Linked DNA regions of Mus musculus: region 2 is linked to region 1. A link is a loop called in an ENCODE intact Hi-C map of the cell type or tissue named here. Cell type or tissue: left cerebral cortex. All regions are shown on one strand. Each heading gives the region's core, and the rest is flanking DNA. Links, peaks and the distances in the headings are about the cores only.

Region 1 (4,008 bases), core at 781-3,280:
CCATTAGCAGAACCCTGTCTCAAAACAAAGCAACAAGCAAACAAAACAAAACAGGAAACAAACAAACAAACAAACAAACAAACAAAAAACAACCAAAAAGAAATGAAACCAAAACACAAAACAAGTCTAAAACCAAACAAACCACAACCCCACAAGAAGCACAAACACTAAAGTACGTCCTGACAAATGAAGGGAAAGACACACGGTCAAAGATGAAACTCGTCTTCATGAGACACACAGTTCAGAAGATAAGTTTTAAGGACCTTCAAAACCAACCAGAGCTCCCAGCACATGAAGAAGAACCAATTAGAAGAATGCTCAAGGCACAGGGAAGGAAATGGAGCAGATTTCTGGGGTGGGGGTGGTGGGGGTGGTGGGGGTGGTAAGTGACTGTCCTAGAGTGATTCCTCGGGACTGAGAAATGAGCAAGAGTGGATTAAGCATCCTGGGATAGGTGGGGATAGCCTAGATGGAAGCTGAGACAGGTTAGGGAGGACAGAATCTGCTCAGGGGATCAGGAGGACTTGCTTTAGATGTGGAATGAGGGGCTCAAGGAAGACATGTGGGACCAAGACAGGTTGGCCAAGAGCACTAGATTTTGATGGGCAAGGAGAATTCTTTCATTTAAAAAAAAAAAAAAAAACGTACGTGTATACGTATGTGCTTTTGTAAATCTGTGTGTACCAAGCTCATGCAATGGAGGCCAGAAGGAGGCACTGGACCATCTGGAACTGGAGTTACAGTTGTTTGGGAGCTGGAATATACGCTGGAAAACTCAACTGAGGTCCTCTGCAGGAGCAATAGCTGCTCCTAACCACTGAGCTGTCTCTATAGCCCAAGGATAGTGCTTGAGAAACTGAAGAAGGGGTACTCATGGAAATATGAAGCGTACATAGAGAGGTTGAGAGGAGCTAGGAGTTATTCCAATTTAGTGCAAAAAATGAAGAAGGCTTAGATAAATGGTAGAATGGTGTGTGTGTCTATCTCTGTGTGTGTCTCTGTGTGTTGTGTGTGTGTGTGTGTGTGTGTGTGTGTGTGTGTATGTAGCATAGGAATAGAGAATTTAGGGACAAGGAGGATTGGGGTTAGAGGAGAAAACTCACTAAGAGGTATCGATCAGTAGAAAAGGAGATAGATCCTTGCAAAATTGACATGATGGGATTCATGATGGAGACAAGCCAGTCTGATCAGATGTACAACCAGGACAACAATGGGCGTGCTGACATGAAAGGGGGTAAAAAAACCTGTGGGGGTCTGAACCCTAGACATGTAACTATGGCAACTGAGGACAGCTGAGAATGGGAGAAATGATCTACCTCAGGGAAAGAGTCCCCCACTCCCCACTTCCTGCCTCCATCACATTGGTTATCCAATACAAAGTGGTCAGGCTTGAGATTATATACAATATGTAATACATTATACACATACAGATGTAATGTATATGTATAGAATATGTACAACACATACTATATTTTATATATGTATATAACATAAATATATAATGTACATGTATGCATATAATATATACAATATAATACAGTATATGCATGCAATAAATAAATGAGCATCTTGTATTTACATATTTAGACACACATATAATACATGTATGTGTACATATATGTATATATGAATATATACAGTGTGTATATGTATATATATATATACACACACATTTTATGCATAACGAGTCTATCTCCTGAACATATATTTGAGGATCAATGTCGCCCTCTAGTGTTCACATCTGTTTTTTAATTTCATTTTGGGAAAGATGGTGAAGGGTTAATACAAAGGCAAATTCACTTTATTTTGGGTCTTTGTGGCAGTTTGATGAGTGGATTTTTCATTTCTTCAAATTTGGAAACATTCTTGGTGGTCTCATTTGTTTACCAAAATAGTTTATTAATTGGAGGAGACCAAGAAAAAGACCATCTGAACCATGGGAGGAACAGGGAGTTGGGACCAGGCGAACCTCTTGAGATGGCTGGCAGCACCTGCAGGCATGGGTCAGATGGTCATTTGTAAGTGTGTGTGCATGTGAGTGTGTGTGTGAGTGTGTGCATATGTGTGAGTGTCTGTGTGTGATGTGTGTGTGTGTGCATATGAGTGTGTGTACATGTGAGTATGTGCATGTGTGTGCGTGAGTGTGTATGTGAATGTGTGTGAGTGTGTGCATGTGTGTGAGAGAGTGTGTGTGTGTGTATAGGTACTGGTTGACTGTTTATTTGAAATCATTCTTGAAGAACAGTATCTTCCTCTAATCTTCTTTCATTCTCCCTTGCTTTTTGTCTCCTCTGTCCACATGAAAAGGCCTAGGCTGGGCGTGGCTAGACAGGTGCTTTAATCCCAGCCCTCGGGAGGCAGAGGCAGGTAGATTTCTGAGTTCGAGGCCAGTCTGGTCTACAAAGTGAGTTCCAGGACAGCCAGGGCTACACAGAGAAACCTTGACTCAGAAGAAAAAAACAAAACAAAACAAAAAAACTCAAACATAAAAAACAAAACAAAACAAAAAAAACAAAAAAAAAAAAAGAAAGAAAGAAAGGGCCTAAACATGGTCTTCTGACTTCCACATGTATGCCACAGTGAGGCCACAAGCGTGTGCACATGTGCACTGCCCCCTGGATATACACCGAATAAAGGACTGTAAGGAAAAATTTAAACCTCCTCCCTTTGCCTCTTAAGTTCCAGGGGACCCAGTGTTTATGACAGACTTTCAATCTTGGATGCTCTCACATCTTGCTTATTTTTTGTTATTTCCAGATTTGGTAGGAGATAAGTGGAAACAGGGTGGGGGTGGGGGGCTCTGGGAATCAAACCCAGGCTGCCCTGTTAACAAGACAGGTGCTTTAACCAGCTCAGCCACCGCACCACACGGCGGCAGGTTTGTGACTGGACATCCCGTCTTCTGGAGGTTCCTTGTATGGTTCCCCTTGCCTTCTGGGGAGCATTAGCTTTTGAATAATCAAGACCATGATGGTCATCGAATTCACAGACCTCAGTTCAAAACAGAAATGCAGCCCAGATCTCCTTTCCCCGTGCCTTCCCCCAAGGAGAGACAATGGCACTAAAGCCATTTTTCTCGTGACTTCTATGGTATTTCTGTTCACTTTTCATGCTGTTTAATTTTTTGAGTTATTTATTATTAGTGCATGAATGTTTTCTTGCACATACGTGCATGTACTATGTCCATGTCTGGTAGCTGCATAAGCCAGAAGTGGATACTGGACTCCCTGGAGGGGGAGTTACAGATGGTTGTGAGATGACATGTTGCTTCTTGGGCTGGGGATGTTACAGGTGGTTGTGAGTTGCCGTGTTGCTTCTGTAGCCCTTGCATTGTGGCATCCATACTTTATTGGGAGGGTAGAATTGGGTAATTTTTGTAAAAAAAAAAAAATCAGTGATTGACTTTCCCATGGTGGCTCCTCAGAAACAGAAGAAATGTTGGGAAAACTTGAGACTCAGTTATCCTCTTTTCAAAAGGGATAAATAATTGTTGTCTGGGGTCTTGATGGGATGGGCTGAGAAGGCATTTCAACCAGGATCAAACATCTGCTTGCTTTCAAACGATAGGCCTGCTTCATCCTGGGATGCAAGGCAGGACACGAAGCACACCCTGCTACCATCCTGATTTTTTTTTTCTCACAGGTACCCCACATTCTTTTTAGAGCAGGGCTTTTGTGTATGTGTGCTGCTAAGTCAAGTCGGTTCTGTTTTCTTTTTTTTTTAATTTTTATTAGGTATTTAGCTCATTTACATTTCCAATGCTATACCAAAAGTCCCCCATACCCACCCACCCCCACTCCCCTACCCACCCACTCCCCCTTTTTGGCCCTGGCGTTCCCCTGTACTGGGGCATATAAAGTTTGCGTGTCCAATGGGCCTCTCTTTCCAGTGATGGCTGACTAGGCCATCTTTTGATACATATGCAGCTAGAGTCAAGAGCTCCGGGGTACTGGTTAGTTCATAATGTTGTTCCAACTATAGGGTTGCAGATCCCTTTGGCTCCTTGGG
Region 2 (2,500 bases), core at 1-2,500, 520 kb before region 1:
AGAGGTACAGAGATTTCTCTCTGCGCATGGAGAAGTACCGGACCTCTTTGGAGAAAGCCCTGGGGATTTCTTCAGATTCCAACAAATCGGTGAATTGCTTTGTTCACACTGGACTGGTGGTGATCTGGGCCCCATACCGCCTGAGCTGCTCTCGTTAACTGGCCCCGTTGACTCTCGCCCACAGAGTAAAAGCCTGCAGTTGGACATCATCCCTGCCAGTATCCCCGGGTCAGAGGTGAAGCTTCGGGATGCTGCCCACGAGCTTAATGAAGAGAAGCGGAAGTCTGCCCGCAGGAAAGAGTAAGCCAGCATTCCCTGCAATGGTGAGGGGAGCGTCAGAGCCCACAGACAGGCTGCTGCCATGATGTCAGTCAAGTGTCTGAGACCTCAGTTGGCTTTGTCGGTTGACTTCTCTCTGTGCTGACCCCTGATCACATGGCTCACTGCCTTGCCCTGGTTTCTCTATGCTTTCCTTTCCTGGTGTGACAAATTGCTTGCCATTAGTAGTAGAGGAAAGTAACAGCTTGAATGTAGGTATTTAAAGTTTGTAAGCGATCTTATTGACTGAAGATGAAAGACCTCCCTGACTCCCACCCAGTTCCCACCAGGTATTTTTGTTGCCCAGGGAGCAGTTTTGGTTGTCATTCAGTGGGGACTAGAAGGGAAAAGTGTGACTGGGATCCAGTGGGTATGGACTAAGGCACTGCTGAGCCACTTCATAGCCCACAGTAAGGCTGGGCATCCTGGATGTCAGCCGTGGGAGCCCCAAGGAAGTGTTTTCAAATATCTAGGAGTTAGTCGATGGCTGCTATTCTGTCTAATCTTGATTTTCCTCCTTTAAGCCATGACTGCATGTTTAATATTTCTAGGCTCCCCATTTTATTTCATAAGTCTTCCTAAAAATAGATTATAATAAAGAGTCATAAGCATTCAACCTAACTGAACTGAACTGCTCCCTGTTCATTTTAAGGTTCATCATGGCTGAACTAATTCAAACGGAAAAGGCTTATGTCAGAGACCTCCGAGAGTGTATGGATGTAAGTCGGTTGCTTGTTTTTGGGGGCTGGGTTTGAACTTGCTATTTTGTTACTGTCTGTTACTTGTTGTTGCAGTAGTGACAGTGCTGGGCTCCTGTCCCTGGTGCTCTGTGCTGTTCCAGGAGGGCTTTGGCTCACCGCACATGGCACAGCACACACAGCTCCTCTCATTCATCTGTCACATGCTGGCCCGGCTGGCATTCTCTTTGTGTAGAGAACAGCAGCTTCAGACCAGCGAGCCCAGCAGTTGTGACAGCACCTGGAACTCACTCCGTCACACCCCAAATGTTTGCTGTACCTTGTGACAGAGATTCACTCCAAATTTGAAGCTGGGATTAAACTAAAATAGTATAGTAAATCTCTCCAAGTGTTCACAGCAGCTAAGGTTTTTTAAAAGACACATTTTTCATGTTGACTGCAAGGGTCCACTTTTCCATACGTTTCATTTTGTGTTTGTAAGTAAGCTCTGAGTCTGCGTTTATAGGAACGGCTGCTTCTTGCAGGTTCAGGTTGATTTTGTTTTTAATCCCTTTGCTTCTTTTGCGGCCAGACCTACCTGTGGGAAATGACCAGCGGCGTGGAGGAGATCCCGCCAGGCATTGTCAACAAGGAGCTCATCATCTTCGGGAACATGCAGGAGATCTACGAGTTCCACAACAAGTGAGTGTGCTGCCTGAGGCGTGCCCGCTGCAGATCTGCTCTCTGTGAGGACCCTGCATCACGAGGAACGATGTGCAGGGGGACTAGCGGAATTCAGGGCTTGTGTTGGAATTCAATTTCCTCTTCTACTTTTAAGATAGACTGCAGTGTTTTTGTTCCATTTACGTCACCGTGGAATAGTCCAGAAGGTGCTCCTCCCGTGTCTGTTGGCCAGCCTCTCCCCGTGCCCCCTCCCAACTCTCCCAGCCTGCTAGTAACCACCATTTACTCTGAGTTGCTGGGTTGCGACCTTTTGGTTGTGCTTATAGGTGACATCATGAACTGTTTCCTTTCCCGATACACTACTAGTCTCTTCCCTGAGGAGGCTGCTAGTGTGAAGTTCCTGGTAGAAGGGATTTGACTGCTCAGACTGACTGCTCAAAAGTTAGAGAAGGTTTCCTAAGTCAAGAGCTGCAGCTTTTGTTAATCCTGAAAATGTATGGGACACAGACGGTTTCCATTTCTGGCATATCTCCCTAGTAGAATTTTCTCAGCACCCTCATGACGATCATTTGTTTCTTCTCCTCCTGAAGCATCTTCCTGAAGGAGCTGGAGAAGTACGAGCAGCTCCCAGAGGACGTGGGACACTGCTTCGTCACCTGGGTAAGGAGCCTCCACTCCTGCTCTCTCTCATGCGGGCACTCAAGGGAGACGCCGGCCGCTGTGCACGGCTTCAGTAGCTCCCCTCTGCCGATTCTCTGCACCTGGAGAAAAGAGTGACAATCCCTGGAGTCCCTGTGTGATGAGTTTCTGTTGATTGTACT

Evidence for each region. A loop is a pair of places that touch in the nucleus more often than their neighbours do. Peaks named below come from ENCODE experiments on the same cell type or tissue, not always from the same donor. Only the 100,000 strongest peaks of a DNase experiment are listed, where the experiment ranks them.
Region 2: it touches region 1 in a loop (4-fold over the local background); 4 of 42 quality-filtered maps call a loop at or near these places.

What each region holds. Positions count from the first base shown.
Region 1 is chr15:27,314,241-27,318,248 of GRCm38, reverse strand. No RefSeq gene overlaps it. Among named protein-coding and RNA genes, the nearest start is that of Gm36899, 150 kb to the left of the region's middle. In left cerebral cortex, for the core only: a CTCF peak has its summit at 1,741 (motif pointing left); a DNase peak (open chromatin) is centred at 1,738.
Region 2 is chr15:27,830,551-27,833,050 of GRCm38, reverse strand. It overlaps Trio (triple functional domain (PTPRF interacting)), which reads left to right. Exons shown (of 57, transcript NM_001081302.1): 22 at 1-89; 23 at 185-300; 24 at 971-1,037; 25 at 1,588-1,697; 26 at 2,270-2,339. Among named protein-coding and RNA genes, the nearest start is that of Otulinl, 150 kb to the right of the region's middle. In left cerebral cortex, for the core only: no CTCF peak of the experiment used is centred there; a DNase peak (open chromatin) is centred at 1,226.